Regions from separate parts of the Mus musculus genome. Here region 1 is linked to region 2. Evidence: chromatin loops called from intact Hi-C (ENCODE). Cell type or tissue: left cerebral cortex. All regions are shown on one strand. Links, peaks and the distances in the headings refer to the core of each region. The heading gives the core; the rest is flanking DNA. Region 1 overlaps Abl2 (v-abl Abelson murine leukemia viral oncogene 2 (arg, Abelson-related gene)). Region 2 overlaps Abl2 (v-abl Abelson murine leukemia viral oncogene 2 (arg, Abelson-related gene)).

The links. A loop is a pair of places that touch in the nucleus more often than their neighbours do. Peaks named below come from ENCODE experiments on the same cell type or tissue, not always from the same donor. Only the 100,000 strongest peaks of a DNase experiment are listed, where the experiment ranks them.
Region 1: a loop joins it to region 2, with 3.0 times the contacts of the local background. A loop is called at or near these places in 15 of 42 quality-filtered maps.

What each region holds. Positions count from the first base shown.
Region 1 is chr1:156,565,638-156,577,752 of GRCm38, reverse strand. All of the region lies in intron 1 of Abl2 (v-abl Abelson murine leukemia viral oncogene 2 (arg, Abelson-related gene)), which reads right to left. Among named protein-coding and RNA genes, the nearest start is that of Abl2, 13 kb to the right of the region's middle. In left cerebral cortex, for the core only: no CTCF peak of the experiment used is centred there; a DNase peak (open chromatin) is centred at 4,621.
Region 2 is chr1:156,621,059-156,633,173 of GRCm38, reverse strand. It overlaps Abl2 (v-abl Abelson murine leukemia viral oncogene 2 (arg, Abelson-related gene)), which reads right to left. Exons shown (of 12, transcript NM_009595.3): 3 at 10,519-10,689; 4 at 7,591-7,886; 5 at 3,049-3,321; 6 at 1,745-1,829; 7 at 1-94. Among named protein-coding and RNA genes, the nearest start is that of Tor3a, 47 kb to the left of the region's middle. In left cerebral cortex, for the core only: a CTCF peak has its summit at 6,276 (motif pointing left); a DNase peak (open chromatin) is centred at 8,700.

The DNA of each region.
Region 1 (12,115 bases), core at 2,145-7,144, 53 kb after region 2:
AAGGAGAGAAACTTCCAAAAACTCAAGTTCCCACATAGCCAAGTGCCAACTTGCAAGCAGCTTTTTCTAAGGCTGTTTGTCATATGACTTCTTTTGGGGAAGGGGTCCAACTAAGGTCTCCCTTTTGGAAATAACATGGGGGATTTGTTATGGTTTGAGTGATCCTTATTTTCTGGCCAAAAAGAAATAACAAGCACAGTAGTAGAGTCCTTGCTTAGTGTGCTTGAGGTCTTGAGTTCAGTCCCCAGCACCACCACAAAACACAACGCAAAACTCACCACTATTTATCGACATTTTAACTTCAATTTCCTTTACGGAGATTTTCATAATATCTATTTATGGTCAACTTTTAAAACTTACAAAATATAAATGTACTAGATACAATATGAAATTATAACATTCCCTACCCATAACAAGGCAGGAGATCTTTAATAATTTAAGGTGGTAAAAATTGAATCTTCACTTATTAGGAGAGACATCACTTGATACAACTTAGTATCATCTACATCAAGAAGGTAACGATTACTGACTGTATTTTTTAGAGAATAAAAAGGTATGCCTTATTTCCAGATTTCTACTTTGTGAGGGTTGACAAGGACATTTACAAATTACAGACTAACACTGTGGGAGTGCCAGTCCTGTGTAAATCACCACCTAAGGAGGAGACACAAAGCCCACGCTTCCTTCTTGAGGAAAATTAAATTCATGACATTTTCAAGGAAAAGAAATTAAACTTATGACACTTTTAAGGAATAGAATATTACCTTGCAGTCTTCCTCCACACTGTTTTCAATAGTTGCCGATGCCTTACTTGGACTAAGTATGTTCTATTCAAAGAGTCACAGGAATACCTCACTTGAATAAAAAGATGTGGAAGATGACTTAGCAGTTAAGAGCACTTGATGGCCTGAGTTCAGCTCCTGGCACTTGGGATGGGTGGCTCACAACTGCTTACAAGTCCAACTCCAGGGGATCTGACACATTCTCTAAGGGCACACACACATAGCATATACACAGACATAGACACAGACAGACAGACAGAAAGACACACACACATACACACAAATCTAAAAGGGGAACAGAGCTAAGCTATCAGATCTGAGTACAAAGTTCATAATCCCAGTTTATTGGGAAACTTGGGAAAGTGTAAGAAGGTGGAGCCCCACAAATTCCAGGCCAACCTGAGTTACAGTTACTTTCAGCGCAGCCTAAGCTACTGAGTGAGATGAGAAGGTAGGGACAAAGGCATGCCGTGGTGGCACCTACCTATAATGCCAGCACTTGGGAGATAGAAGCAGGACCATCAGAACTTCAAGGTCATCTTTGGCTAAATAGCAAGTTCAAAGTCAAAGCCAGCCTGGGTTCCATAAGACCCTGTCTCAATAATAATAATAATAATAATAATAATAATAATAATAATAATAATAATAGTAACGATAACAATAGACAACACGTTGGCTTTGGTTATTATATCAAATCAAGTGGCTCTGACTCCCAGGACATCAGTCACTGAGCTGTACCCTGAAATGACTGCTGAAATGGTCACTGCTTGCCTCTGTAACCACTTCTGTTACTGTGCTCTGCTCCTTTATAAACTGCGCTCTGCAGGACAGAGGACACAGCCTTCAAGAAAAATGTGACCTAAGGGAGGACAGAAGTAATAATAAAAAAAAGTTAAAGAAAAGCATTAATATCAGTGTGAGGACTATTCAGAGGGGCTCTAAGATGATTATGGCAGCTCAAGCCTGTAACCCCAATAGCGGTGAGCCTGACACAGAAGACAGGCTCAAGCACAAGGCCAGCCGGACTATAGTATGAGGTCAATGAACACTTCCTCCTTCACTCAAGAACTCTAGTTTAAAACGTTCGCAATTAACAAAGTGATAAAACATTTATCCCGAAATTAAATTTACTCTTTGTTTCACTTTGGTTGTCAATACCAGTGAGTGACAGCAGAGCTTTAATGACTGTCCTCCAAGGACACAGGGCTAAGGGTCTGGTTCCAGTTTTTGTTTACATTCTCTCTGATGTAATGAAAAGTACTTTGCTAGAGAAAGGGTAGCAAATGCCTATGGGGTTTTTCCCTAGTGTGGAGACAAAGCAAGATCCCTCTGCCCTCTTATATTCAGAACTGAGGACCCAACTCAGGGCCTAGAAAGCTCTACCACTGAATAAAACACCTAAACCCCCAAAAATATCTGAATTTTATTTTTGAAAAATCCAAGAAAATGTTTTCATTCTTCTGTTGATTCTATGCCTTTAAAATTCAGTAATTAAAAATAAATACAAATGGCCAGGCAATGGTGGCAATGGTGGCACACACCTTTAGCCCCAGCACTCAAGAGGAAGAGGCAGGTAAATCTCCGAGTTCAAGGTCAGCCTGGTCTATCGAGAGGCTCCTGTTCTAGGACAGCCAGGGCTACCCAGAGAACCCAGTCTCAATTTAGCTGAGCAATTTAAATTCAGCTCATTTAGATCCTGATCATCATATTATGGTACATATTGGAAAAGTCCAATAAAACAGTGAGATCCTGGTACATAATTAAAAAGGCAAATCAACATAACAAGAACAGAAAGACAAGAAATAGACTCAAAAGCACACAGCATGTTGTACAGGTTGTGCATGCTTACTCCAAAACACATGCTCCTAAGTTTGAAATGACTCAATATCCCAAATGCTTCTTTTTTGTTTGTTTGTTTTTGTTTTTGTTTTTGTTTTTCGAGACAGGGTTTTTCTGTATAGCCCTGGCTGTCCTGGAACTCACTCTGTAGACCAGGCTGGCCTGGAACTCAGAAATCCGCCTGCCTCTGCCTCCCGAGTGCTGGGATTAAAGGCACGCACCACCACGCCCAGCTCCCAAATGCTTCTTGAAAAATAAATAAATAAATAAATAAATTTTAAAAAGCAAGTTTCAGACTTTGGATCATTGCAGGTTTCAGAATTTTAAATCAGGGATCCTCAACCTGCAGAATCTGTACAATCTATGCAAGGTCCAAAAGCTCCCAAATCTGAAACACTTGTAACAGCACCAAGTATGTTGCTGGATAAAGACGCTGTATGCACAAAATAAGCATTCAATGGTGGTTGTACTAAAATCCTCACCCTTTCTGTTAGCCACTCCAACTCCATTCAGATAATCCAGAGCTGTAATAGCTCATGTACCTAAAGTGATAGCCCACATCTTTCACTGGAGCGCTGTATACAACCTAATAATAAAATTCACCCATACAATGAGATGACATATATCCTTGGGGGGGGGGGGTACTTAGGAGATGGTTCAGCTGGTAAAGGCAGATTGGGGGTCGGGGGGCCTCAGTGGCTAGCTAGCCTAACCTAACAGGCAAGCCTCAGGTCCCAGTGAGACCTGTTTCCTGAAGAACACCAAGGCTGACCTCAGAGCCTAACACATAAAAGGAGTCAAGCATGGTTCACACAACTGAGAAGCTGAGGTAAGAATAGCATCATGAGTTTGAGGTCAGACTAGGATACAGTGAGAGATCCTATCTCAGAAAAGAAAAGGCAAGAGGGTTATAGCTCAGTGGGGAAAGTGTTTGCTGCCACAAGCCTGGCACCCTGAGCCAGGTTAGCTTACGTTGTCAATTTAACACACCTCAACTGAGAAACTGCCTCCAAGTGATTGGCCTGTGGGCATGTCTAGGAGGCATTTTCTTGATTACTAATTGATGAAACAGGCTCCAGTCCACTGTGGGTGGTACTATCCCCAGGCAGGTGAATCTGCACTGCATAAGAAGGGAGCAGAATGAAATTAGAACCAAGCCAGTTCCAGTTCCTGCCTCAAGTTCTTGTCCTAGCTTTCCCTGATGATGGACAGAAACCTGTAGGCCAAACATCCTTTCCTTCCTCAAGTTGTTTTTAGTTAGTGTTTCATCACAACATAAAGGAAGAAGACAGCCAACTCCACACATTCAGTGGACACACACATCATGCATACACTAATAATAAATTCCTGATGTGGAAGAATCAACCAATATAAATTAAGGGTAGTAGGTAGGAGATAAATCGAAAAACGGTGTATATGTTCCCACTAGTCTAAAGTGGAGGAAGAAGGGGACACAACACAAGTGAGATATCTTGGGAGAAAGACACTTGCCACCAAGCCTGATAACCTGTGTTTGATGTCTGGAATCCACTTGGAAGGAGAGACCCCAACCCTCAAGTGACTGAGGCTGACCTCCACCATGGCACACATTACCCACACATTTACTTACACAACAAGTAAATAAATACAGAAGTTTGACAAATAAAATAGAGAAGGGTAGTGGCTATATATGCACATATAGATACACATGTGTGTGTGTGAATATAATGTGCTACCACATTAACACAGCTGGAAGAAGAGTGCAGAAATACCAAGACCTGCCAGACCTTCTGAATTCAAGTGGTTAAAATCACTAGCCCTTCAATAAATAAATCATTTACAGCTTAAAAGAAATACCAAGCCCTTCAGCAGTAGGAATAAATGCCAAAAGAATATTTTAAGAGTTATAATAAAGAAGAGCCAAGCAACCATTAAACCCTACAGACAAGCCAAAACTGAGAAAGCCAGCTGGAGGGAAAGTACACCAGACAGATGCACCGAGCAAAGACACCAAAACCCTGCAGTGCACAATAGGAAAGGCAAGTACTCAGACTTGACTCTCATAGCACGCCAGCTCCAGGCTTGCACCAGGCTTTGCCTGCCCACTCCAATGATCCCTGCCCTTTACAGAAGTGCCTCGATTCCCAGCACCTTTGCGCTTAGCTCTACTGGCTCTCCATTTCTTTTCTAGCTTAGCTACACAAGAGGAGTGTTTTTAGGATCATTTTAAAATATGCTTTGTCCCTTTTGGGAGGGAAGAAGGGGGGAGACAGGGTCTCCTGTAACCAAGTATGGCCTTGCATTTACTAACCTTAAACTCTTGATCATCCTGCCTCTACCTCCCAAGTGCTGGTACCCAGCTCTTTGTAAGAGAGGAATAACTGATTCCCCCAAGTGAAGTGCCGAGCAAACACATCCAATCAGAAAGTTGGTTTGGGGGTGGGGGGGTTGTACATGCGCTTAGGTATACATTTAGAAACATGAAAATTAAGCCAAGGCACAGAATATATCTAAATATGATACAATATGTTAATACCTCAAAATCATCTCGGCCTTAACACTTGTCAGACTGGGGGGTTTTTTTGTTTGTTTTTGTTTTTGTTTTTTTCCAGACATGGTTTCTCTGTGTAGCCCTGGCTGTCCTGGAACTCACTTTGTAGACCAGGCTGGCCTCAAACTCAAGAAATCCACCTGCCTCTGCCTCCCAAGTGCTAGGATTAAAGGTGTGCGCCACCACTGCCTGGCTTCCCCCCCCCCCAATCTGTTTTTAAAAATGCATTTTGGAGAGCTGGCTCAGCAGTTAAAAAGCACTGACTGCTTTTCCAGAGGTCCTGAGTTCAATTCCCAGCAACCACATGGTGGCTCCCAACTATCTGTAATGGGATCCAATACCCTCTTCTGGTGTGTCTAAGAGAGTGACAGTGTACTAATATATAAAAATAAATAAATAAATCCTTTTTTTATTTATTATTATTTTTAATTAGATATTTTCTTCATTTACATTTCCAATGCTACCCCAAAAGTCCCCCAAACCCCCCCATTCGCCTCCCCCACCCCCACTCCCACTTCTTGGCCCTGGTGTTCCCCTGTACTGAGGCATATAAAGTTTGCAAGACCAAGGGGCCTCTCTTTCCAGTGATGGCCGACGAGGTCATCTTCTGATACATATGCAGCTAGAGACACGAGCTCCGGGGGGGTACTGGTTAGTTCATAATGTTGTTCCACCTATAGGGTTGCAGATCCCTTTAGCTCCTTGGGTTCTTGCTCTAGCTCCTCCATTGGGGGCCCTGTGATCCATCCAATAGCTGACTGTGAGCATCCACTTCTGTGTTTGCTAGGCCCCGGCATAGCCTCACAAGAGACAGCTATATCTGGGTCCTTTCAGCAAAATCTTGCTAGTGTATGCAATGGTGTCAGCGTTTGGAGGCTGATCATGGGATCTGAAGTGCTTCAACCAAAAAAAAAAAAAAAAAACCAAACCAAACAAATAGAAAACAACAGGAAAAGCAGAACTGTATGTAACTCGGGTAGAACACTTGCCTGGTACATGAGAGGCCCTAGATTCAATCCCAGTGCTACACGCCCACAAATAAAATAACTGTAATTTGTCAAAAGTTTTAAGTACTAACAACTATTGCCTTCTGAGTACCTAACATGTACCACGCACTCCGGGAATTTTACACATAACAGTTAATTTCTTACAACAACTTTGTCAGGTAGGTACTCCCAACACTATTATTTTATTGATGAGGGAAAAAATAGGCACACAAGAGAAAAATAACTATATCTTCCTAAGTGTCTTAAGGTTCTAAGTTTGTTTATACCTAAGTCAAGCTAACAAAATCATTAATTTAATAGAGAATTTTAAACTCATCCAGTCTAACACAAAGCCTGTGCTATTAACAGCACGCCTTACAAATGGTACAACCAGATGTAGTGGTGCATGCCTTTGAGACTGGCACTTGGGAGGTGGTGAAGGTATGTCTCTGTGAGTTCGAGACTAGCCTAATGGAGACTAGCAAGCTCCAGACCAGCCAGAACTACACAGTGAGACCTTGTCTAAAACACAAATAGTTTACAGCTTTATGCTGTAATTGCAAGGATCCACCAAGAAACCCCAAAAGCCTCAAGAACATAAGTATAAACTGGACGTAGTTTTGGTGCAGTTTTCTAATCCCAACACTCCAGAGGCACAGGAGATGGATTAGGAGTTCGAGGCCAGTTTGGGGTGTACAGTGAGGTCTAGGAAGATCACTTAATCAATGAAGTGCTTGCCAAGCAAGCATGAAGACCCGAGTTCTGACTCCAGCACCTATATAAAATGTCAGACCAGGCAACACACACTGTAATGAAGCACTAGGAAGACAGAAACAGAAGGACTCCTAGGATTTGCTGTCCTGCAAGTCTAGTCAACTTTTCAGACTTTGTCTCAAAAAATAATGAGTGGAGTTTTGGCCCAATGTTAGAACACTTGTCTAGAAAATACACATATGCATGCACGCACACACACACACACCAAAAACTAGACAAATGCACGCAAAAGCAAACAACAATGAAAAGAACTTTAAAATAAAATTTTAAAAATCTGTTTAAAGTTAGAAAAGCCACTTTGTTAAGCATGTCACTCGCCACCACCCCTTCCTTCACTGGGGACTGAATGTGGGGCTTCACATCTGCTAAGGAGCTCTACCATCAGGTCTCAGTGCCCGTGCTGCTTGGAAACTCACTCTGTAGCCCAGACACATCTTAAACTTTGGCTTCTTCTGCCTAAACCTCCAGAGCTGAGGGGGTTTACAGGTCTCTACCACCTATTTTTATCCCAAATTGTTTAAAAGAAACGTTATCTCCTGATACTAATTATATATGCTTGTTTTATTAAGTTATCTTAAGTCTAAAAGCATGAGACTAAAATCATGTAACACCATTTCTACAAACTAGTATCAAATAAACTAATCCATTCACCTTTAATAAATGATATGCCACACGCCCCCTTCTGTATTATGATAAAGGCTTTAGAACAACAAGCAAAATGTGTACTATCTCCTAGGATGGCAGAGAACTAAAGTATACAAAAAATGTAAAGTCAGGCTGCTTGGGGCTGGGGGTGCAGCTCAGCTGACAGCACCTGCAGCTGCTAGAAGCCACTCCTATACTAAGTCCCCATAGCCAGGTGTGCTTGCACACTGGTGAGCCACTCTCAGTGACACACCGAGTTCTAGGTTGGCCTGGGCTACAGGAAAGTCTGTCTAAAGAGGGGATGTGGGGTGGGGAGTCAAGCCAATGGCCGGAAACAATCTCTAAGTGAAACATCCTTGTGTGTAAAACCAGAGGATGTACACCTCCCAGAGTGTCTCTTACTGCTCTGCCTTTTGTTACAATGATAGAGTAAGAAGAGTGACTTCCGTCCTCCCTCTCCTCCTCCCCGTCTAGTAACAGGCTGTCAGCTCTCAGGCATTGGTCTGCCTGTCTGCAAATCAACTTTATCAAAATCACAAATCATTTTTGTTGTTTTTTTGGTTTTTGTTTTGTTTTGTTTTTTCAAGACAGGGTTTCTCTGTAGTCCTGGCTGTCCTGGAACTCACTCTGTAGACCAGGCTGGCTTCGAACTCAGAAACCCGCCTGCCTCTGCCTCCCAAATGCTGGGATTAAAGGCATGCGCCACCCCTGCCCGGCTCAAAATCACAATTCTTCAGGTTTCTTCCAGTTCTAATCCTTTACACTTCTAAGAACCAAATCACAATTAAAAAACAACAACAACAACAACAACAACAAAAAACAACCAATAACCTTCATACTTGCTCTTAAGAAAAAGAAAAAAACAAACCAGAGGGAAATGTGGAGAAATCCAGAGATTTAAAGCAATGACCCAGATGACAAGCTCTATAACTAGTCACAGAGTTTAAGACAGCATCTTCGGGCTAGGAAGACCGCTCAGCAGGTAAAGGCTGCCCAAGTCTCACGACCTGGTCAATGCCTGGGATAAAAGAGCAGTTGTCCTCTGACCTCTACACATGCATCGTGGTGCATATGCTAACCCCAAAATAAACAAATTAGCATCGGGGGGAGGGTATAAGGGACTTTTGGGATAGCATTTGAATTGTAAATGAAGAAAATATCTAATAAAAAAATTGGAAAAAAAACAAATTAGCATAAAATAATAAATGTTGGCTGACTACTGGTCTCCCAAACTTTAATAGGGCGTGGTAGAACATGCCTTCAATCCCAGAACTCAGGAGGCAAAAGCAGGCCAATCTGTGAGTTTAAGGACAGAGGGGGACAGAGTTTTGCTTACAGAGGGACTCCAGGACAGCTGGGACTACACAGAGAACAGGGGCCGGGCAGGCACAGTTACTACAGATATATGAGGAAAAAAAGTTTGGAGAAACAATTTGAAGTTGCTACAAAAGATGGCAAAGACCTCCCCAACTTGCAGAGCCTCCTGACATGCTCACAGTGGTAGGCTGACAGCAGCCAAAGACATTTTTGGTTAGATATCCAGCAATATCTAGACACATTTCGGATGCTACAATTGGAAGCAGAGTGCTACCGACAATTATTTGGTAGAGAAAAGGAGGCTATACATCCTATATACCGGTTCAGCCTCCATTACAATCCTTCCTTTAGCTCGAAATATTATGGAATTTGAAAGCCTCTTAACAGCTATTGTCATCACAGTGACAGTCCTGGAAACTTAAAAGCTGAGCCCAAGAAATTAACATTATATGGACTGTCCTATTCATCAGAGAAGAAGGTTAAAAAATAGTAAGTGTAATATGAACTGAATTAGAAAGGAGAATAAAATGAGCAAACAGAAGCCAAAACAGGAAACAAAAAAATAAACACTAGCTGAGCTTTTAGCAGCCCTCCACTTCCTGGTTCTGGACGGGCCTTGCTGCATTCCTGTCTTTGAGTTCTCTACCTGGCCAGTGAGCTTTCTATGGACTGCTTAAGCAGATCTCTGTTTCTTATACCTAGAGTCCTGCCATCACCCACCACCCACAACAACCGCGAAAGTAGCTAGAAGCTGCAATTCTCTGAGCATGGAAGAAATGAGTGCAAGCAAATCAGCAAAGAATGTGAGAAAATTTATTAATTAAAAAATTGTGAAGACATCAATGTGAATAAATTTATACTATAAAGTCATGAGAGAAAAGGAAAACAGAGAAATAATCAAAACGTCTTAAACTTGAATAACAACAAACTCCAACTCTGGTATGTGTTCATCCTTAAGACAAACTCTTCCCACCCCTTCCATACCTTTACCATTTAAGACAAAGAATTTTAAAGACTAAAAATGAAAAGCTGGGACAAAAATATAACTCATTGGTAGTACACTTGCCTAGCATGCACAAGGCATTTCCAGAACCAAATAAATCCCACATACTGCCAAAAGGAACAAGGAATAAGCAGGGGATGTTGGCTCACGCCTATAATCCCAGGACAGAGGCAGGAGGATTGTTCCGAGTTCACCACCAGCCTGGGCTACTCAGTGAGACCTTGTCTCAAGAAACAAAATGAAACAAAAACAAAACAAGCAAACAAAACCAAAGCAGCCAAAAAACTAAACAAAACCAAACTACACTAAACTGAGTGTGTGACCTAGTGAGACTTGAGAAGGAAACAACCTACTTGCTCAGAGCTGAAAACACCTTGACAACCACAGTGCATCACTAAGATGACACTTATTTTTGAACACAGTTAATAATGAAAACAAAAAACAAAAAAAAAAACCTTGAAGTAATCAGGTCAAAGAACTTTTAAAAGCATTAAAACTTTTCTAAATAACAAGGCCGATTATGGAACATAATAAAAATTTTAATGAAACAGATGATAAAGATAGACTTTTGTAAAGCTTCACTTGAAGACTTAAAAAGTCAAGCATGGTTGCTCACTCTGAAACCCAAGGTAGGAGGGTTGGCTAGAGTTCAAGGCCACCCTAAACTACATAATGAGTTCCAGGCCAGCTAGGGCTACAAAGTAGGATTGTCTCAGATATATATGGTAAAATATAGTTAAGCTAAAAATAGGCCAATTGAGATGGGAGGAGCATAGTAAGAAAATAAAGGCAGATTTAAAATACATTTTTTAAACCACCAACAATACAAAAAACACTCAAGTTTGTTTCAAAGCACCTCCACTGACTATAAATTATGTAGTATAATGTGACAGATATCATATAATCCCAGACAAATGGCTGAGGTGCCTGTTTAACATATCAAAGCTGGCCTGGCCTCCAGGTTCTCCCAGCATCCCTCAGTCCCTACCCATTACAGGGTTTCTTTCCATCCCAGAAGCGAGGCTACTATCCTCCCCTCAGAGGCTCTGTCCTATATAATACAGATATTTTGATTACTAGCCCTTTTTGAACCTTTGACTTCTGGGCTGCTGCACCTGGTCCCCCTTTCCGCATATGGCCCAGCTCAGAGTAACGTCCACCCTGGACTCTCATCTCTGACTCTTGCTATGCTCTCCCACATACCTATAATAAACTCTCTCCTCCACCATACCTAGGAGCAATCATGTCCTCTCCTTTTTATTTCTTTTTTTCATTCAACTATCTGTACAACGAAGATACATAAATACATACATACATATGAAAATGTCAGGGTGAAAACCATTTATTTGTATGCTAAAACATTAATTTAAAGGAAAAAAAAGTGATTGTCTGTTTTGTGCCCATAGATCCGGGCTGGAGAGATGTTCAGTGGTTAAGAGTAACTTTCAGAAGACTCAGTTCAACACCCAGCACCCACATGATGGCTCACACCTGTCTGCTATACCAGTGCCCTCTTCTGGCCACTGTGGGCACTGCACACATGTGTTAGATACGCATGCAGCAACATACCCATAGACATAAAACTAATTAAATCTTTTTTTAAAAGTTTCAAATAGCCAGGCAGTGGTGATGTACGCCTTTAATCCCAGCACTTGGGAGATAAAGGCAGGTGGATTTCTGAGTTTGAGGCCAGTCTGGTCTACAGAGTGAGTTCCAGGCCAGCCAGGGCTACACAGAGAAACCTATCTCAAAAAAAAAAAAAAAAAAAAGAAAGAAAAGTTTCAAATAAACCTTAAACATTTTTTTTCTTGGAGACAGGGTCTCTCTCTATAGTTGTAGCTGTCCTGGAACTCCCTGTGTAGACCAAGCTGGCCTCTGTCTCCCTTGTATTAGGATTAAAGATGTTGCCACCACACCCAACTATTTACTACTACATAAGCTCTCCTCCAAGGTACATTTGTTTTCTGCATTTAGGTGTCATTGTACAGTAAACGCAACCTTTAAATCAATCAATGAGCTACTATAACAAAAAGCCCCAGGCATCAGCCTTTTTACAGATAAAGAACATGTGGAGGATATAAACAATAGTTGTTAATTTTCACAGAAAATTTTCTTAGCAATTACCTGGAACCACAAAATACTAAGTAGCAATCTTGGGTTTTAACTCAGTAGTATTTTTTCACTTTGTTATGGTTAACATAAAGAAGGTATAGATTATGAAAACATGTGTATACACTCT
Region 2 (12,115 bases), core at 4,150-9,149:
TCCTCTCGGCTGCACTCCCGGAGATAGTCAAGCAGGTTCCCATACGGCATGTATTCAGTCACAATGTAAAACGGTGGCTCCAGGGTACACACACCTGACCAACGACAATTTGATAATCTTCACCACATGCTATGAAATAAATATAACAAAAACTTACAAACAGGTCAGTTAGGGCGCCTGCTCTCTGAAGCAGCACAGACCTTTTCAGCATCTGCCTGAGAAGCAAAATAGTTTCTTTTATTAACCTGACAAGGGATAAGACCAAAAAAAATTTTTTTAAAGATTTATTTATTTTATGTATATGGGTACACTGTTGCTGTCTTCAGACACACCAGAAGAGGGTACAAGACCCCATTACAGATGGTTGTGAGCCACCATGTGGTGCTGGGAATTGAACTCAGGACCTCTGGAAGTGCAGTTGGTGCTCTTAACGTCTGAGACATCTCTGCAGCCCCATCTCTTGAGTTCCGTATGTGCCCACACCCCTGCAACCGTGTGCAGCCTATGTTAATATAAAGCAGCACCACTTCACTCAGGTAGGCCACCCGCCTCTACCTGTGCTTGTAAAAAATGTTTCATAGTTAAAGACTTCACTAATATACGGCAGATAGCATATTAATTTTTTTCTTTTGGTATAGCTTAGCTTAATTTGAGCATTCAAAGGAAATGGCTGGGAGTGGTGGTGCAACCCTTTAATCCCAGCAATTGTAAGGCAAAGGCAGGTGGACCTCTGAGTTTGAGGCCAGTGTGAGCTGCAGGACAGCCAGGGCTGCACAAAGGAACCCTCTCTTGAAACAAACAGGCCCGATTTTAAAAGGGGAAAATGTTTACTTGTGATCCTTTCTGACCCAAACAGGGAAGAAATTAACCCACTGCAGCGCAGCCATTTATCTCTTGGATAAACTGATCAGCCACAAGCTTAATTCACTTTTTTTCAATAGTCTTTTGCTTAATGTCTCCATTTTATAAAAATATTTCTTGACTTTTTTGAAACTATCTTGAATGCTTCTAACAGCAATGGCCGCTCTTTCTGGAGGACCTACCTGGTCCTCCCTCCATATGGCAGCTCAGAATCACCTGTAACTTTAGTTCCGGGGGATCTGATTCCCTCCTTTGGTCTCCAAGGACACTAGGCACACATGTGGTACATAGATACGCGTGTAGGCAAAACACTCATACACATAAAGTAAGTAAGTAAAAAAAAAAAAAAAAAAAAAATTAAGGGGCCGGAGAGATAGCTCAATGGTTAGGAGCATTGACTGCCCTTCCAGAGGCCCCAGGTTTGATTTCCAGCTCACAGCCATTTAAAACTCCAGGCCCAGGTACTCCAATGTCCTTTTCTGGTTTCAGTGGACACTACAGAAGCATATATTTCCAGATAAAATATGATACATATAAAATAAATGAATAAAGAAAATACTTTTTAAAAAGTAATAAAAAACAAAACAAACAAAAAGCAATCAACTTGGGCTACTGTCTTTAACACCTGATTAAAATGAGAAGAGGGGCGCGCGCGTATGTGTGTGTGTGTGTGTGTGTGTGTGTGTGTGTTTGTTTGGAGGACTAACCCTAACTAAGACTTGATGCTTACTAGCTAAGTGTTCTATTCACCATAGTTGCTTTACATCTATCATTTCTACCACAGTGCTAAATCAAACTAGAACAAAACAAAACAATCGCCCTGATCTGAATAGGAAGCTGGGACAGGAACTCGGACCTATGAAGCCTACGGCAGGGCTCTCACCTAGCAGTTGTACTAAGTTAGGATGCTTGATCTCCTTCATCACTGCAGCTTCCTTCAGGAACTCCTCCACCTCCATGGTGTCTTCCTGTTAAAGGGAAGAGAAGGCAGGGTAAGAAAGACAAAAAAGGAGGTCAAAGCTTTCATTTAAGTCAACTCACAAGCCTACTGAGACATCATGGCTCAGTAGTTAAGAGCACTTGCTGCTCTTGTTCAAGAACCATATGGCTGGCAGCTCACAATCACCTGCAGTTCCAGGACTCTGATGCCCTCTTCTGGCCTCTCTGGGTTCTGCACTCACAGTAGGCAAAACATAGCAGGCAAAACATCCATATGCATACATATAGTATTTAAGTAAAAGATCATTTGAGTATTTTAACATATTACTTTAAGAAATTTTGCTGCAATCTAATATGCTCTATAGAAGAACAACTAAGAATAATGTCCTTAAATTTATCCAGTGTCAGACACTGGAATAAAAGTAAACAAGGAAGCAAAATTCAACAACTTCATCTTACAACTACCACAGCAGAGAGGACGGAGTGTCTGTTTCTGGTAGGTTGGTGTCTGATCAGAGCCCATGGTTCTTCTTAAAGAACAAAGCACATCTGTAGAGCCTTACTGCTTCCTTCACATTCAGAGTATGCTCAGTAAGCAGGGCTGACTGCTACCTATGATAGCTCACACCAATGTCCAGAGTGAGTGGCAACTCTGTGAATTTATAGGAGGACACTTAAAAAAAGAGACAGTAGGGTCAGGGAGAGGACTTCTGTGAGTTTAAAAACAAGATGTGATCTAGCTGGGTGTGGCAGTGACACCGGTAAGCCCAGCATTCAGAGGCTAAGGCAGGAGGATTGTGACTTGAAGGCCAACATAGACTACTTAGAGAGAGACCTTGTCATTTCTACTTCTACTAAAAAGGGCATCTCTAATTGTAAGGAGGAAGGGAAAAACAAAAGCCACAGGGATAGAGATCAGAACAGGGAACTTGTGATGTTGTAGATTACACATGAAGAATTCTGTCCAGCAGGGGTTGTTCTCAACAGAACTTATAATTTGCTTCTAAATTCTCACCAAGCTCCCTGTCAAAAGCCTCCAGAGACAAGCCTTTCCCCACACGTGGGTTGCACTGCAGACAATAATCTGCCCCTGCACTGTCAGCAAAGGCACGAAGTTAATCACCACCATTTGCTCAAGTGTTGGCACCAGTGGGTGGAAAGTGTTCCAGAGTTGAAGAAGGGCACACTGATCTTTCCAAGTGATTCAGTGCACAAAGATGCTTGGAAGCCTGGCTCTCAGCAACCTACCTTCAGTGTTTTCACAGCCACTGTAAGGCTGTACTTCTTCCAGACGCCAACGTAAACCTCTCCGTACTGACCGCCCCCAAGTTTGTGCTTCATGGTGATATCTGTCCGTTCCATTTCCCACTTGTCATGGATAGGAGACACGCCATAGACGGTTGGCTTGTTGCACTTCGGTGCTGGGTAGTGCAGCGTGGTCACTAGCCCATCAGCAACTGTGGAGTGGTGGTGAACAAGCTCTGCCAAGGTGCTAAAGCGGCTCTCAGCTGTCACGTACACCTGGAGAGAAGAGAACACTCAGCAACTGGACCAGAGGGTCATGTTCAAAAGCAAGCATTTCACTGCCGTCTGTCGGGGCATGAAGACAGCAGGAAGGGGATTTGTTTCTTTTTTCAGACTGGGTCTTAACTATGTAGCCCTGGGTATCCTTGAACTCATATAGATCAACCTGCCTCTGCCTTCAGAGAGCTTAAATTAAATGTGTGCACTGCTGTTCCTGGCCTGACTTTTGTTTATTTTTGAGATGAGGGTCTCCATTATGTAGCCCTGGCTGGCCTCGAACTCCTGACCCTTCTGCTTCCACCTCCAATGCACAAGGATTACAGGTTGTATGCTAGTGTTACTAGCGCCCCAGGCAGTTATCATAATTAAGGCAAAGTAAGTGTTAATTTAATGCTTAGGGTAAGAGAAATGGCTTAACCTCATTTTAATTATCCTTACTGTTCTTTCTAAATGAGCCTTGAATGAGAATGCCCAACATAGCTGCAGGGACATCAGGCACACGAGTCCTCAAACTGTTTTTAAGCAACAGGACTATACACTGTGTAGCCAGCACTCCAAAGACTCTGGAGGAGGAAAACCAGGGGTTCCAGGTCAGCTCGGGCTACAGCTAGACACAGTCACAAACAAGAGCTTGCACAGCCCAGACCTGAGAGAAATGATTAAACAGGCAGTCTGGAACTGCCTTCCAGGCTAATAGAGCATAATGTCACAATCCATTCAGAACATAAACTGACAGCCATTAATTTGGATATTGCAAGGTTAATATGGGTAAAATTTTGATTTAATATCACATAATTAATTATAAATTTTATTTATTTTTATAACACCCTTTAAGAATGTCTAGGCCATTAAAAAAGAGACATAATTGGATTTCAGAGTTATTAACAAGATGCTTGCTAATTTGCGATAATTAGTTAAATTATAAAATAAGATAGCAGCCTTTGGCTTTATCGTCTAAGGGAGTATGATTTATTTTTAATTAACTGACTAATTAATTTTCAGAGTTTCTATATATAACCTGGTCTCAAACTTGTGGTCTTCTTGCCTCAGTTTCATGACGGCTAGAATTCTAGGGTATGTGCCATTGTGCCCAGGCTGCTTAAATAAACAAACACTGTTTAAAACAGGCACATGAAAAGTTGTATTTTTATATATTAAATGTACATAATTCATAAGTGGAGAATGTGGTCTTCACAAAATAAACTCCCCCAGTAAACATCACCCACACCCAGGATGGCAAAATCACTAGAACCAAGTCCTTGCCAGCTGTTTACTGCTGCAAAGGTATTGCTGGAAGTGTACACAGTTTTCTAAACTGCACATAAAGGAAATCATAGGGCATGTGTTGTCTAGTGTTGATCTATAATTCACATGCTATATTTTAAGCTATACAATTCAATAGCTTTCAGGACATTTACAAGGCTCGCTAACCACCACTGTCTAACTCCAGCACAGTTACTTAGAGCTGTTAGGGATCACGCCCACACTCCTCTCCACACAATTCTCTGGCAAATACTAATCTATTGGTCAACTTTATGCGTACGAAACTCATCTATAGGAGACGGTAGAAAAATTCTCTGAACAGGGATGAAAAACAGGCATCTTAGACTTGGGGCTATATAGGGTTCCTATAGCAACTACTCAGGTCTGCTTAGAAATACAAAGTAGCTTCAGAAAATTCAGAAATGGATAGACAGCTGGTAGGACGGACTTGTGTCTATAGCATCGTGTTTATTTCTGTTTCTGTAGGAGATTCTATCTTAACAATATATCATAATTTATTAGTCAATTATGCTACTTGGTACTTCGATTGTGAGGCTATCATAAACACTGTTGCTGTGAATTAATGTCCTTGCATGGTCTGACACATCTGTGCGCTCGTTTTTGTTGTGCATGTGTTAGAGAGCAGATGTAAGTGTCCCCCACAGACTCATGCTGAAGAGCTCATGGGCTCAGTCAGTCAGCTGCTGCTGCTTCTGCTCCCTTTCTCTGCTATGGAGGGAGTAGCTCTGCTCTACCACACGCCACATGACCCCACCATGGTGGTCTGCCTGGCCACAGCCTACAGGGAATAGAACCATTGATAGTAGACTGAACTCTTTGAAGCCAGGAGTGAAAATTACCTGTTTCTTCACCGTTTCTCTGTGATATTTGTCACAGAGACAAACAAAAGCAAAACAACTAATAATGGCTGCATTTCTTCTTCTTTTTTTTGGTTTTTCAAGACAGGGTTTCTCTGTGTAGCCCTGGCTGTCCTGGAACTCACTTTGTAGACCAGGCTGGCCTCGAACTCAGAAATCCACCTGCCTCTGCCTCCTGAGTGCTGGGATTAAAAAAGTGCACCACCACACCCAGCCCGCATTTCTTCTTATATTAATTACTCTGATACCACTCACTTGGGCCACAAACAATATACTTATATAATGGTTAAAGGGGGGAGAGAGAGAGAGAGAGAGAGAGAGAGAAGAAAAGAAAAGAGAACTAATAAAATATTTCCTGTGCTGAATCAGCTCTCATACTTTACAAAAACTGTTTCATTTAATCCTTACAATAATCTCACAAAATGACTTAATAACAGACAAGGAGGAGACTGACATCACTTAGTGGTTCAATTCTCTTTTCTTTCTTCATACTTTACAAAAACTGTTTCATTTAATCCTTACAATAATCTCACAAAATGACTTAATAACAGACAAGGAGGAGACTGACATCACTTAGTGGTTCAATTCTCTTTTCTTTCTTTTTTCTCCACAACCCCCCCCCCCCCCCCGTTTCTCTGTGTAGCCCTGGCTGTTCTTGAACTCAGAAATCCACCAGTCTTTGCCTCCCGAGTGCTGCGATTAAAGGCATGTGCCACCACGCCCTGCAGTTCAATTCTCTTGAAGAGAGATTTCTCCAGCACCCATTCCAGTTCTGGGGATTCCAAAGCCCTCTTTTGGCCTGTGTGAGTATTACACCCATATGCACAAACCAGCCCATAGGAACACACAACATATTCTAGATACATCATTAATATAAATCAAAAGTCAATGAGGGCAAAGGGAGGAGGTATGGTGGTGCACACTATAATCATACACTCTGAATTCAGACAGGCAGGACAGTTGCTACAAGCTCATATCTGTATGTATGGTCTATATGGCAAGTTCCAGTACACAGAGAGATCCGATCTAAGTCAGCACCACTACCACCACCACCACCACCACCACCACCACCACCACCACCACCACCCCCACCCCCACCCCCACCACCCAAACTGAGACTTAAGGAAAGTCTCACAGCTAATAAATGATGGTGAGGTACAAAGCACAGCAGTTCTGCCTGCTCTAAGGCCGCATGCCCCTCCCACTTTGTCCACATGCCCCTCCCACTTTGTCCGTCCTACTGAGGGAGGAAAGGGGGCTCAACTTCACGAACCATTCAATAGAACAACTGGTTTAAGTTGGGAACTTATAATTTATGTTTGATTTTGTTTTAAAATGTAATTACTATTATTATTTTATATGTATGGGTGTTTTACCCACATGTTTGTGCACCACACATATACCTGGTGCCCATGGAGGTCAGAAGAGAGCACTGGATCTCCCAGAATTGGGGTTTCCGATGGTTGGGAGTCACCATGTGGTACTGTAAATCAAACCCAGGTCTCTGCGGCCCTAAAGAATCTGTGTAACACATTCACTCTACGCAGACTGGCTGGGCAATTCATCTATTGCCATTAGCACACAGTGATGAGAACAGCAGCCTCCAACACCCTCTCACTCTGTGACCTCTCTAGTGGACCGGAGTCTCCTTCCACAGGCTTGTGGTTGACTTCTAACGTCTTCTCTATGCACTTGGTGTGCGTTTATGCTGATGATTAAAACAGCTAACCTGTGTAAATCTCTTCAATCCTCAACTTCAAATATGACTTACCCTTAATTATCTACAACTTTTTTTTGTTTGTTTGGTTGGTTTTTTGAGACAGGGTTTCTCTGTGTAGCCCTGGCTGTCCTGGAACTCACTTTGTAGACCAGGCTGGCCTAGTACTCAGAAATCCGCCTGCCTCTGCCTCCCCCGAGTGCTGGGATCAAAGGCGTGCGCCACCACACCCGGCTTATCTACAGCTTTTAACTGTTTTTTGAGTTGTTTTGAAATAAGCAAGCTCTAATATGCTAAATAGCCCAAACTCACCAGGTTAGGCAATACTTTATTTTATATCAGATATAAAAATTATTTTCTATTTTTTCCCTTCCTACTGAAGAGCCAGTCCACATGAACAGGTCTTACCTTGCTGTCTGTGGTGGTATTGATCCTGTAGTGATACACACGTCCCTCATACCTGAGAGAGATGGACAGCTGCCCAGGGCTGCTCTCACTCTCTCGAACCAGGAAGCTGCCATTGATTAGGCTGCTGAGGAGATACTCTGCTGCGCTGCGGGATACAGGTCCGTGGTACCAGGAATGTTTCTCCAGGCTATTAACTGGAGTGATGTAGTTGCTTGGCACCCAACCCTGTCCATTCTTGGAGCGAACTTCACTCCACTCGCCATTCTGGTTATAACCAAGGACTCGCAGCTTTTCACCTAGCCATCAAGTCATCACAGAAAGAAAGGCATGTTAGGACTGTCAGACTGCAGCAGTGTAGTGTCAAACTGCAAATCACTGAAAAGTGAACCAAGGACTTGGGTTCTTGCTTACTAACATCCTGACTGATCTCTACTCTGAGCAGCTTAACAAAAGAATGGTTTCTGAAGGATTACATATCACTTAAAAAGTCTTCCAGAAACGATGAATTGTATTAAATTAGAATACAGAATTTACTCAAATAGATAGAAAATGACAGTGACTGAGTGTCTGTGTGTGTCCCCCAAAGAGGGGTTGGGGTCACTGGAACTGGAGTAACAGGCAGTTGTGAGGTACCCAACATGGGTACTGAAAACTGAACTCCAGGCCTCTGAAAAAGCACTAAACGCTAACTACTGAGCCTTCAGCCCAGCCCACCTGCCCACCCTTTTCCTTTTATGTGAGTCTCACTTAGTCTAGACTGGCTCGCCTCAGACTCGTGATCCTAATTCAGTCTCCTGAATGCTGGACTACAGACATGTACTAACACTTGAGCAGTACTTACTCCTCAAAAAAACAACACATTTTACTTTCACTTAAAACAGATACACACACACACACACACACACACACACATACATACATAATTATTCATTGTTAATGAACAGGACATCATGTGAAATACAAAGTTACTTAAATTTTCAGATGATACCAAAGCAACAAAGCCATCAATATAAGCAAACACCTCCCAAGACCCTAGACTCAACCAAGAGTTTTCAGCAAGAAAACTGTTTAGAGGAGCAGTGGGGGCTGGCAAGGACTCTTAAAGCACAAGTGTTTCCAGGACTCGAGGTTTAAAAGTTCCTATTTCTCAGTTTCTTCCTGTTTCCCATAACAATGACTCACTCTTTGCCATTCCTCTAAAATTAGTCTATGGAAACAGAAAATAACTCTTAAGTTGGAACCCAAAATTCCAAACACTTGGTGAATCTTTCTATCAGCTTGAATTTCTTGAGGTTGTATTTATTAAAAGTAGAACTATCTAGTGTGGACTTTGACATACACTCTGCCCCACACCTGCAGCACAGACTAGAGCCAATGTTCATCTAAGGCCACTCTGCAGCACCTGACACTCGTCTTTCCAGGAGGTACAGCTTTTCTATAGAATTCACACCTATTAATGCTAGAGAGCAAAAAGAAGACACAGCAATCTGTAGTGCAGGGCACAGGAGGGCCAGGCCAAGGCTGGTGAGGAACAATTCAGCCTTCCTGTGGTAGCCAACTACATTTCTCCTGTGGCCTACAGAAACATTTATTAGAACGTGGCTTTCTCTGCCCTACATCATTTCACCTGACATACCTAACTATGAAAACACCCAGAGGTCTGTGTAGGAACTCTTCCATGTACATATTATACACTGTATATATATATATATATATATATATATATATATATATATATATATATATATTATAAGACATGAGTGTCTGGTATGGTTGTGTATCTACACAAATGTACAGGTGCACAGTAGCTAACTATGTGTCCAAAAGAACTTGCTAGGAAACTCAAGATATGTGTGTGTGCCTGCACAAGTGTTTATCTACCCTGCTGCTTCCTTAAACACTTGAACAGAACTGCTTACTACAGGCCATCATAATCAGGATAGAACCAAAACCCATACGATTTTGACACTACACCCCACCTCCCCTTATTTTGGTTAGAATTTTCTGCTCTGGAATTCCTGACTGCTATGGAAATGGACAGGGAGACAGACATTGAACCTATCAGTACAGGACAGAGACTCACTTTAGCCCCATTCTGGCCAACAATGTTTCTGCTTCAAGTATTTCAAAATGCTGGAATTGCAGACAAAAGCCACATGTTCAACACAAAACTTTTTTGAAAAAACTTTTATGTGTACAAATGTTTTGGCTATATGCATGCATGTATGTATACCATGTATGTGTGTGGTGCCTTAAGAGGCTACAAGAGTGTATCAGATAGTGCAGGTCACCACTGGGTGCAGGCAATTGAACCAGGGTCCTCTGCAGGGATAGAATAGCAAGTGCTCTTAACCACTGAGGCATCTTTCTGGCCCCCAAACTTTTCTTTATTTCAAGTAAGCTATCTCCAGAAAAGTAACTAAAGTAAGTGTTATTTTCTTTTAAAGGATAATTTTTTTCCTCTTAAAAATATAAAAAAGCAGGCCTGATGTCATACACCTCTAATTCTGACACCTGCCTCATTAATAACAACAACAAAGCTTTAGCATAAGATCTTTTTATTAATAAGAACCTGATATAAAAAGTAGGCATTTCAGGGTTTTTGAGAAACCATTGTCAATTATGATATAAAGGGACTCCTGGTCCCTGAGCAACATACTAAAAGTCGTTATAACTATTAACTAGTAAGACTTTACCAACGTTTTCTTGGTGAAGAAACTATCTTGGAAAACAACGATGAGAAAATGTTATCTAACCAGTAATGTTCTTAGTCACTGCTTTGCAAAGCCACAGAAGCAGGTAAAAAGAAGGATGACCCAAAAGTGCTTGAGCACAAGTCACCTGGTCAGTGTCAGCGGCAGAAGCCAGCACGTGGCGCTTCATGTCTCAGCCTAGGAAACTAGAAAGCACAGTTCAGAGATGTCTCACCTTTAGTGATACTGAGTGTGTTATCACCACTTGCCACAAAGTCATAAAGTGCAACAAAGAGATTAGGGTCACTCTCAGTGGCTCCCAGCAAGTTCTCCTTGGAGCTCCACCTGATCGCTTCATTCAGTGCCTGAGATTCAGCATCACAGCCAAACGGGCGGTGCAAAACTTCTGAAAGACACAAATGAGAAAGGTATCCAGTGAGTGAGTCAAACAGCCAAGAATTCAGAGCTCTGAGTGAGGGCTGCATGTGAACTGTTGGTATACACTTAGGCTCAGAACGTTACAAAGACTAAGCCAAGAGTTAGTTAGGTCATCCTCTACGGACTGTACAGTGAATTCCTCTACGGACTGTACAGTGAATTCAAGGCAAGGCTGAGCTACATACAACTCTATCCCAAAAAACAACACACACACAAAGAGTTGGCATAGGTGCTATTATTTCCTGGGCTTAGGGCAGCAACTGACTTGTTGAAACTGTAATACTGTAGTCAAAGGAAAGACCATAACCAGAGAAGTTAGTTCTGGTTTATATGCATTCACCTAAATCAGACCTAAATGAACAACAAAGATGCAGCTCTCTAAAAATGAGAAAGAAAACTTACAAACAGTAAGCTAGCTTTATAAAGCACATGTGATACACTGTTGTGTAATGACCTGCAGCTCTGTGGAGGTGGGGTGAGTTGAGTCTCAAATGGCTCATACTGGCCTCAGTCTCAAGCTTGCTATGACCTGAGGGTGGCCTTCCCTCCTCATCCTTCTGCCATCTAGGCAGTGCTGGCTTGACAGGAGGGAGTGTCCTTCACCCCTGGCTAATGTGGTAATGAGCTGAAATATGGATGGTAAAGTTAAGAAACCCTTCTAAGCTAGGTGCTTGCTTTATGCCTTCATACAAAACAAAGCAGGGAAAGTAAGTTTCTCAAGAAATAAATGTCTTACATATCAATATCATGTATATACAAATAACAAATACAGACACAGTGCTTGGAGCAAGATTAATCCTGACGCTCTCTGCCTAAACAGAAACACATCTGAATCAGGCATGGCCGCTCGCACCTGTAATGCACCACTCAGGGGACTGAGGCCAGGAGGTTGAGGCCAGCCTAGATTACAGAGTGAGACTTACCTTATGTCAAAAACAGTAAAGAAAGAAAAAGAAATACATTCTAATTTATTACAGTACTGTTAGCATCCAAAATACGGCTTTATATTATGATAGCTTACATTTCTTCATTTCTTTAATTTTTAAAAAAACTCTGATCTCTTTTCCTGAGCAGGGGATTTTTGTAAACTATTAGTGACTTAATCAAAGTTCTAAATACCATCCATGTACTTCTGAGTTTGAATATGCACACCAGCTAAGACCTTGTAAGATCTGTTTCTTTCTTAAGGCTTTTGAAGTTTCTGAATCTAATCTTATACATTTGTTAAAAATTACCCGATTCTCATACCCTAGTTTGGTTATGCAAAACAAACAAACCAACCAAAACCAAAACCAAAAAGAGCCACTGTTCTCTCAGGAGCAATGTTCTTGCTTCAAGGGGCTGTGTTAAATGGCTGCTTGCCGAGGCAAACAATCCATCTGTCTGTGTCATAT